2 separate regions of the Homo sapiens genome follow, and region 2 is linked to region 1. A link is a contact called in ENCODE Hi-C or POLR2A ChIA-PET data. All regions are on one chromosome and are shown on one strand. The core of a region is the stretch at or near the end of the contact, and the rest is flanking DNA. Distances in the headings are between cores, read along the strand shown. Region 1 overlaps PHC2 (polyhomeotic homolog 2). Region 2 holds the start of PHC2-AS1 (PHC2 antisense RNA 1).

The links. A loop is a pair of places that touch in the nucleus more often than their neighbours do. ChIA-PET counts read pairs that join two places held with the same protein, here RNA polymerase II (POLR2A). Pooled maps may share reads with other maps.
Region 2: a loop to region 1 is called in a map of aorta, with 2.0 times the contacts of the local background. The contact joins the promoter of PHC2-AS1 here to the enhancer-like site in region 1. A Hi-C loop is called at or near these places in 2 of 168 maps with a recorded cell type or tissue (aorta and ascending aorta) and 5 of 50 pooled maps. POLR2A ChIA-PET finds 5 or more read pairs at or near these places in 7 of 52 experiments (A673, AG04450, Caco-2 and 4 more).

What each region holds. Positions count from the first base shown.
Region 1 is chr1:33,408,418-33,413,395 of GRCh38, reverse strand. The region is part of intron 1 of PHC2 (polyhomeotic homolog 2); the gene reads left to right. Among named protein-coding and RNA genes, the nearest start is that of PHC2, 20 kb to the left of the region's middle. Within about 2 kb of position 3,050, at least 2 of the 41 ENCODE cell types and tissues checked have a DNase peak (open chromatin) inside an H3K27ac peak, as active enhancers do; they include ascending aorta, where a contact is called at or near this core.
Region 2 is chr1:33,348,159-33,353,136 of GRCh38, reverse strand. It overlaps PHC2-AS1 (PHC2 antisense RNA 1), which reads right to left and starts at 2,785. Exons shown (of 3, transcript NR_125978.1): 1 at 2,690-2,785. All of the region lies in intron 9 of PHC2 (polyhomeotic homolog 2), which reads left to right. RefSeq lists a silencer at 3,077-3,596 and an enhancer at 3,052-3,981.

The DNA of each region.
Region 1 (4,978 bases), core at 1,801-4,300:
GCTATATTTCAATACTTCAGTGTTAGATAGTAGCCCTAATAAATGCTTGTCAATTTAGCAACAGTAGTTATCCAATTATTTCTGTTGTCGTGGTACAGACAACCTTGGTTATAACTACTTAAAAGTCCAGGCCGGGCACAGTGGCTCACACCTGTAATCCCAGCACTTTGGGAGGCCGAGGCGGGGGGATCATCTGAGGTCAGGAGTTCGAGACCAGCCTGGCCAATGTGGTAAAACCCCATTTCTACCAAAAATACAAAAATTAGCCAAGTGTGGTGGCACATGCCTATAATCCCAGCTACTTGGGAGGCTGAGGCAGGAGAATCACTTGAACCCTGGAGGCAGAGGCTGCAGTGAGCTGAGATTGTGCCACTGCACTCCAGCCTGGGTGACAAGAGCGAGACTCCATCTCAAAACAAACAAACAAAAACAAACAAACAAAAAAAAAACAAGTCCATATGTAAGGTCCCTGATGATAACCCTGAGTTTCCTATAAAGACAAAAATGCTGCCAGCCTTTACTTTGGCTTGTGACTAATTGGGCATTAGTGCCTTACTTTTGAAATCTATGTCAAGCTTTTAATTCTGTTTCTGAATTTTTCAATAACCATGCTATCCTTCAATTACAAGATTTATGCTCCTGATGCATCATCAATACTCTTTCAAGTTTTGTTTTCTAGTATTAGAGATAAGTTGCACCGAACTTGAGAATTTGCCACTTATTAGGGTAGGGGCTAGATAGGGTACATATATCTGGCACTGTATTAGTGAGGGGTTTTTTCAGTGTGAAATGTGCTGGCCTGTGCAAGGATTAAATCTATAACTTTGGTTTTATTAGGGCAATCAGTGATCATGCTTTCTATATACAGAATGAGGATTCAAGATTCAGGTATTGTTTATTTATTCCTCTTCACCAAAGTTTAGGGTAAAGCTGGTGGTAATTGAATAGAAAAGGAAAAGTGATGTTTAGTGTTTGAATGCACGCGCACGCACGTGTGTGTGTATTTGTACAGTAACACTTTGATTTTTAAGTTATCATATAATTAATAGTTAAGAGAAAGGCTCCAGGGCCAATCTAACTAGAATTCTGGCTCTTCCAGTTACTAATTATAATTGTAACCCTGGTCGAGTTACTTAACCTGTCTGTGTTAATGTATCTTGTGACCTCGATCAATTTACTTTAGTTCTAGCAGATTTTTTGTGGATTCCTTAGGATTTTTTACAAACACAATTATGTTGTTTGCAAATACAGTTTTACTTCTTCCTTTCTAATCTTTAAACCTTTTTTTACCTGCCTTATTGCACTTCCTAGTACCTCCAGTATGATATTGAATAGACAATTGAATGGCCATTCTCAATCTTAGGGGGAAAGCATTCAATCTTTCCCTTAATAAATATGATGTTAGCTGTAGGTTTTTGTTAGATATCCTTTAAGAGATTGAGGAAGTTTTCTTCTATCCTGGTTTGTTGTGAATTGTTATGATGGTTGAGTATTGAATTTTGTCAAATGATTTTCCTTTGTCTATAAAGATGATCAGGCCCGGTGCGAATGGCTCATGCCTGTAATCCCAGCACTTTGGGAGGCCGAGGCAGGCAGATCATGAGGACAGGAGATGGAGACCATCCTGGCCAACATGGTGAAACCCCACCTCTCCTAAAATACAAAAAATTAGCTGGGCGTGGTGGCGCGCACCTCTAGTCCCAGCTACTCGGGAGGCTGAGGCAGGGGAATTGCTGGAACCCAGAAGGCAGAAGTCACAGTGAGCCGAGATCATGCCACTGCACTCCAGCCTGGTGACAGAGCAAGACTCCGTCTCAAAAAAATAAAAAAATAAAACTAAAAGATGATCATATGATCACTTTCTTTATTAATATGCTGATTTACATTGCTAGATTTTTTTATGTTAAACTTTGCCTTAATATAACAACAACAACAACAACAACAAAAAACAGAGATGTTCCAGTATGTTTCTCTGTGCATTTTTGGGGAACTAGCAGTATCTTAAGGTAGTTTAGAATCTCTAGGTTTATTCTCTAGTTGTCTCTCAATTTAAAGACTAAATGTTAATGATATAATAATCAACAGCAATATTTCTTCTGGGAGAGAACAAATGATTATATTGAGATTTCTTGATTAGTGATTTAAGTATATTTTAGTGAAATATAAACCAGTACAAGGAGAATATCATATTTATACTAGCTTTCAGATTATTTATTTCTCCCATAATTCACAGAAAAATAATTTTAATTCTTTTGAGAACTTCCTTTTTAAAGAAATGAATATATTGGGTAATGAAGCTGGCTGGCTAAATAAGACATATAATTATCGAAATGTAATTCATTCCATATTTAGAAATTATTTTGCACTAGTAATCATAATAAATGGAAGTCTCCAGGTGAAGAAAGACTTGGTTCTTCATTGGGTGATAAACAAAACAAGGACCCCCATAGTTAGTGCCTTGATTTATCATGCTTGCTATTTAACTGTGACCATAATATGATGTTTGTTCTCTTTATATAAAGGAAGGTTTTTGTTGTTTGTTACTGAGTATTTCCAGTCCTGTTTAATTATAATGGCTACTATTTTTGTAAAGAAGGTATTTTAAAATCAATGCTTAAATGTAGTAAAAATGATTCATTCCCCCAATGCCAGTTCCAGTCCTACAAATGGAAATAGCACTGAGGAGGACATCAGCTGATTTAATCTTCCATTAAGGTTTTATTTGCATAGCCCTTGATCCCTAAAGGCTTAGTCTGCCCATTGCCTCAACAAACCCTTTGTACAAATAAAATTGAATCAAGCAGATGAGTGAGTAAGTGTGTCTGGATAGCAGCCCTGGAATATCGCTACCCTTCTCATTTGCAAAGCTACATTTCCCAGTCCTTTCTGCATACACACAGGCTGTGGGGTCAAACCCGATTAGGTGCTCTCATCAACTCTTTTACAGGATTGGCCTTTTCAGCTTCGAGAAGCAGCATGACCTGTTCCATTCAGCGGCTGTTCTTAGCCCATTCTTTAGCTCTGTCTGTTACGTTCCCATGGAGTGAGGCTCTGGCTTCTCCTGCACATGCTCCCTGAGAGAGTCATTCACAAAGACAATCTGCTCTCCAAGGAAAAGCAGCAAAGCCAGCTGAGGAAAGAGATGATGGATCATGCCAACCAGAGGGGAAGAGTAAGGCATATTAAAAATGACATCAGTGCAGTAATCCCACAGGGATTAATACAAATTGAACTGGTATGTTTTTCCTGGAAATTCCAGCTCATTCCAGGCATTCATTTTTTCCATAAAGGAGTGGGGGCAGGTTTGATTCTCTCCATGTGACAAGCAATTCAGCAGCAGAGGCAATTAAGCCTTATTGACCGGCACTATACAAAACTACTAAATATTCAACAAACAGACCTTCCAGAGAAAATACATGAGGTCATTATAGTAATAGTTTCCCCTTTGGGTATTCTTCAAAATATTTTTATTTAGTTTGAGTGTGAGAGATAATATAATGCCTATAAGGATAGTTTAAAATGGTAGAAAACTATCACGTTTTAAGTATGTGACATTCTGTTAGCATTATGTGAATAAATTTCTGTCTCTCTGCAATCAGTTCAGTTCACCAAATATATATTATGAGACACCTATCCAATGATGGATGAATGTTACTCTTCTGGTGGCTAAAAACCTATGTATGGACCAAGTGGGACAGACTATAGAATTGGAAGAATGTGGACTTCTCTGCCAACCAGTGATAGATAGATTGGGCCTGGAAAGGGCTGGTCTGAGGTGGCCTATTAGATATGGGAACTCTAGTTTATTTTTTAATAATGAATGTTATTTTTATTACAAAAGTATATATTTTCATTATAGAAGATTTGGGGGAGAGGAATAAGCATAGTCAAGAAAAAACCTGTTATCCTAGCACCCCGAAGTAATGCTGTTAATGTTTTGTTTTATATCCTTCTAGTTTTTTAAATTTATGAGTGCATACATTTTCTTATTTAAAAAAAGATCTTGTTACACACTCTTTCTTAAACTGATTTTATCACCTTACTATGAACCTTTTTGTGTCCTTAAATATGATATTCTATTATATGAAAGTACAATTACTAATCCTTACCAATGGGATTTTAAATCTTCAATTTCCCCTCTTGTAATGACCACTCAGGTAGCTGAATCTTTGTGAACCCCTGGGATTATTTTAAAGATAAATTAATAAACATGGAATTACTGGGTTAAAACCTATGTAAAATACTATGGCTCTAGATGTATATTTTTTAAATATACCCCAATTTATATGTCTTTCAGCAGTGAGTATATGAGAAAATTTGACTTCTAAGCTACTCATGATTGAACAGTATCAAACTCTGTATTTGTATTTACTTACTTGTATATTCTTGCACTCTGATTAAGTTCTCAAACTTCATGTAAAGTAGTTCTCATTGTTCTCAGTATTCAACTAGTGGTCTACAACAAGTAGGTGGGAGATGGGGAAAGAGATGAATTCCTGAGAGTCTGGTTCTCTCCTGGGGCTCTCAAGCCCTGGGATGGTAACAAGGAAGTCAAGAAGACTGGCATTTTATCTTTTTGTCCCAGGTCCTAGAGAAAGGATGAGAGATATACTTAAAACCTACTAAAAACAGGCCAGGCGCGGTGGCTCATGCCTGTAATCCCAGCACTTTGGGGGGCCGAGGCAGGCAGATCACAAGGTTAGGAGTTCGAGACCAGCCTGGCCAACATGGTGAAACCCCGTCTCTACTAAAAAAACAAACAAAAAAATTAGCCGGTTATGGTGGCACATGCCTGTAGTCCCAGCTACTCAGGAAGCAGAGGCAAGAGAATCGCTTGAATCTGGGAGGCGGAGGTTGCAGTGAGCCGAGATCGTCCCACTGCACTCCAGCCTGGGTGACAGAGCGAGACTTCATCTCAAAACAAAAACAAACAAAAACAAAACAAAAAAACTACTAAAAACAGAAAGGGTATCTAATC
Region 2 (4,978 bases), core at 1,536-4,035, 60 kb after region 1:
ATCTACATTCTACCTTTTCATTAATTTTCCTAACGTTTGGTCCCCAAAATTGAGCACATTAATTCCAAATATAAACAGCTACTAGTCTTTAGAGGCCTGTTTCAGGGGCAGGGCTGTTCCCTAGATCCATGTTTTACGGTAGGGAGGAACCAAAATTTGTTGAACACTTAGTATATGCTGAGTACTGTTCCAAGTCCTTTACTCACTCACGACAGCCCTAGGACATAAGTAGAATCGCCCCATTATTCAGAGGCAGAAACAAAGGCTGAGGGGCTCCAGGTCCCGCGGCTCTGAAAGGGCAGCGCCATGACTCTGACTCCTACGGTAGTCACTCGCTCACCTTCCTTCATCAGGATGGTGCACGAATGGCCCCCGTGAACTCTCCCACCCTATAGGAATGACACTGTTGTTCACAGAGCACTGTCACCTGAATTCCAGAGAGCTGGGTTTCATTTTTGTTTCTGAGGTTTCGTCTTACCTGGAACTGCTGTCATGCCAGCTCTCCCTAGTCTCAAACTTGTATAATTTATAGTTTGAACCAAAATATAATTGCTTACATCTGTTAAGTGTTACCTTGTAAATTCAGCCCATAGTTCCAGCCTAGCAAGAAAACAGTAATGATTAATAGTTAATATTTACTGAGCCCTCTCTGCTAGACTACACATATTTCCTCATTTAATCCTGACAATAACCCTCTGAGGTAGCAACTTTTATCATCCTCATTTTAAAGGTAAGACCACTGAGGCATAGAAAAAAACAAGTGGTGGGGCAGGAATCTTTTCTATCTGAATTCTGCTATTCATTATACTAACACCTCTGCTTAACTTTGCCACCTGTAAATTATATAGCATGTTTTATTTGCCTTTTACCAATTTGCTAATAGAAGTACCATATGGGACCCCACTGAGTACTCATGCCCTGTCTCCGCAACAGTGGTAATCAACATTTTTTGCTCAAGTGTTTGTAATCCAGAAACCCCTAAATGAACTGACATTTGCCTTTCTCCTCCATAAAGCTCTCAAAATTTTCTTTCTGAAATCTAATCATGGTGATATACAAACAAGCATCCTCCTCTTGAGGTCCTATCTCATGAGAGAAGTAAGCTTTACACAGTGGAAACAACTGTCAACCACCCAAGACTTAAATATCCATTCTGTGTATGTCTTTTTTTTTTTTTTTTTTTTTGAGATGCATTCTTACTCTGTCGCCCAGGCTGGAGTGCAGTGGTGTGATCTCAGCTCACTGCAATCTACACCTCCCGGGTTCAAGTGACTCTCCTGCCTCAGCCTCCCGAGTAGCTGGGATTACAGGTGCACACCACCATGCCCAGCTAATTTTTGTACTTTTAGTAGAGACAGGGTTTCGCCATGTTAGCCAGGCTGGTCTCAAACTCCTGACCTCAGGTGATCTGCCCGCCTCGGCCTCCCAAGTGCTGGGATTACAGGTGTGAGCCACTGCGCCCGGCCCATTCTGTGTATGTGTGAATGCCTGCTCTGTGCAAAGCACTGTGGGAAGGGAGGTAGCACACTGAGAAACACGGTCTGTACCCCACCTCAAGAGCTGAAGGTCTACTTGAAACGATGAAAAATGCACAGGAAAAAAATTACAATAGAAAGTAAAATGCGATAAATGCCATAGATGGATTTGAGGTAAGTCATTTAAAAGCTACAAAACAGGAAAAGTTACTGCCAACTAGAGATGTTCAGGATAGATTTCAGGGAGGACGAGGCATTGTTCTAGAGCAGAGGTTGACAAACTACAGCCCAATGGCCAAAACCATCACATTGCCAGTGTTCGTACAGCTCGCAAGCTAATAATGATTTCTACATTTTAAATTTTTTTTTGAAAAAATCAAAAGAATTCTATTTCATGATACATGAAAATTATCTGAAATTCCAATTCTAGTGCCCATAAATAAAGTTCTATTGGAACACAACCACACTCCTTCACGTACATATTGTCTGTGGTTGCTTTCCTGCGGCAACAGCAGAGATGAGTTGTTGCCACAGACCGTGTGACCTACAAAGTCTAAAATATTTACTCTCTGGTCCCTGGCAGAAAAAGTTTGCCAACTGCTGTTCTTGAGTCTGGACCTTGAAGGATAGGTAGGACCTGGACATGCAAAGTTGAGGAAAGAGCATTCCAGGAAGAACTGGTGGAACTTAAGAGAGGGAGGCAGGAAAGTGTGGGCATGTTAGGGAACAGGAGTTGAGGATACAATCCTGTGTTACCCTAGTTTATAAAACAAAATATAAGTGTAAGAAATGCAGAGGCAGAGGAGAAGGAAATATGAATATTAATGAAAAGGGGGGTTGAAAATTTGAAAAATAGAGGAGAAAGGGAGCTAAGTAAATATTCGGGGAATGTAAAATAAATGTAAACAAAGAAGATGGGATGAGGCCTGAGAGTGGAAAGGGGTGGGGGGAGAAGAAAGGCAGGCAACGAATATGAATACTAAGGAAGGCAAGAAAATGGGACCATGTTGGGAACAGAGGGAAGTCAAGAATGGAGAGAAGTGCCTGGCGTGTGTCCAGCACCTTCCTGCGCCTCGCGCTCCTGAGGGTGGGGACTGTGTCACGCTGCACGTCTCTGTACCCCCGCAGCCCCTCGCGCGCGTGCTGAATGAGTATGCTTCGCCACGACAGCGCAGGTTCACCCGGTGCGCTTGGGGAAGATAACCAACACTTACGGGACTCTGACCGTGTGCCAGGCACGGCGGGCCGCCTGAACCCACTTCCTCAATCAGCCTCAACCGCGAGCCCGAGGCCGCTCACGGAGGTGTGACCGGGGCACTCGGGCCATGACTTCCCTCTGATCCTCGGTTCCCAGTGGGAAGGAGAATGACTTGTAGGGTCGTTGTGAACAATAAGTCGGGGACAGCGCGAGCAGGGTTTGGCACGAACTGAGCTCTCGGTGACTGGTGGTCGTTAGTCTTCTGACTGACCCCCAGGCCCCTCAGGGAGTGAACGGTCCAAGGCGGGAGTCGCGGGCCGCCCCGCCAAGGAGCACTTGCACCGGCTATCAGGGCAGCCTCCTCGTGGCGTGGCGCCCGCCTCCCTAAGCTGAGCCCCGGGCGTCCCTAACCCGCCTTCCGGAGGGCGCGAGGCGGGGCTCGCCGCACAAAGGAAGCGCGCGGCCCGTGTCCGCCCCGCCCCTCCCGCGGCCCCGCCCCTCCCCGCCCCGCTCCCTCGCCCCGCCCCCGGCGGAGGCGGCCGCGGGAGCCGTCCCAGACTCGCCGCATTGTCTCCGCGGCGGCTGCAGCCCTCGAGCGCCCGCCGCGCGCGCGCGCGCAACCCCGGCCGCCGCCCGCGCTCCCGCCCCGGCCTCGCGCCCCCGTCCCGGCCTCGCGCCCCGGCCGCCCTTTGTTGACGCCGGCCAGGCCGGTGCGGTCGGATGCGCCGCGGCAGCCCCGGGCCCCGGCTCGGAGGCTCCCGGCGGAGAGGAGGCGGCCCGCCCGGGCCCGGGACCCCGCGCGAGTCGGCGCCCGGCCGAGGGGCTGCGTAGGCCCCGCCCGGCCAGGCCCAGCCGGGCCCTGGACAGGTCAGTGCCGGGGCGGGGGAGGGGTTCTCGCCAGTAGGGAGGCCGGGGGCCGCGCTCGCCGCACTGGAAGTCGGGCACCGCCCTCGGTGCCCCTAACGGCCCGGGCCTACGCGGCTGCCAGGCCGTGCCAGTCGCGGCTCTCGTCCGCGCGGCGCCTGGGAGGTGCCCTGCTCCCCAGCCTCGCTCGCCTGGGGACCCTGCGCGCCCGTCGCCCCTGGAAGCCGTGTCACCTCGGCGCGCCGCAGCTTCCGCGTCCCCAGGCCCCGCACACCCCACCCCAGCCCCAACCTAGGACCGGCCTCCCCGCCGCTGCGACTTCCCTGGGACGGACGGTGCGTTCGGGGACGAGACTGCTGGCATCTGCCGTACTTTATTGGTGGTGGACTCCCTATCTTGGAGGCGCCTGCGGCTTCGCTGGAGAGTTTTGTTTTTAATCTAGTTCAGTCTCACGAGGTTTTTAATTGGATGGAAAGGGACAAGCTGTTCTGTGTCTTTTCTTCCATTTTTAGAAGAGCGTTTTCTCTCCTTCCTATGCCAAATGAAGGTAGACTATATTTGTTGCTTCTTTACATTAAAATCGGGATTTGTGAGATTCTGTATTTAAACTGAAGTCCACAGACAGGGAAATAATTGGCCCAAGGTCAGGTTGCAAACCAGTGGCGACGCTACCATCTGAACTAAGCCCTGGGCCCCGTGTCGGATACCAGTCAGTGCCCTGCTACTGCCCACCCACCCGTCTTCCATAACCTGAACTGATCTCACCCACATACTTTCGGTTCTGAACAACTTTCCTTTCCTTCCTACTCCATACCTACGATATGTACCTTCATGTGCTGTGTACGGAACACACTCTTTTCATCTTTTTCTTCCCTTACAAATCAATGACAGCCTTCCCCTCGGATATCTCCCGTGTTTGATCTTTAATCCCCTCTCCATTAGCATATTGGGCCCAGAGGATCCCTTGCAAAATAAGCTACCTACCTAAATCCATCATATGTCCCTGATTTTTCTAGGACAGCCCCAATTTAAACTATTCCATCCCATTGTCCATCAGCCTGAGTATCTCCATTTTTGGTTTAAAAAATAATGTCACTTTGTACCACAGCCTACTGACCTGGCCTTTTCCAGCCATTTGGCTCTGGAGCATAACTGGGTAATCCAATTATCATTCACCTGGGATTTTTCTTCCCCGCCTGAGTCAACCCAAATGTTGGAACTGCCAGGATTTCTAGGTCAGCATGAACATTACAGGCTAATGAGGCAAGGAAATTCCTTCTTGCTCTTGTATTTCTTCCCACCTCCCCCACCCGCCCATCTTTTATTCTGGTACAGGGCAACAGACCTGTGGCAGACCCTATTGATTAGGATTTAGGTTTAGGTCACAAGGGATGTAGGGCTTCCCATCGTTTTGACTTTAGAACAGAAATAAAGTACCTGA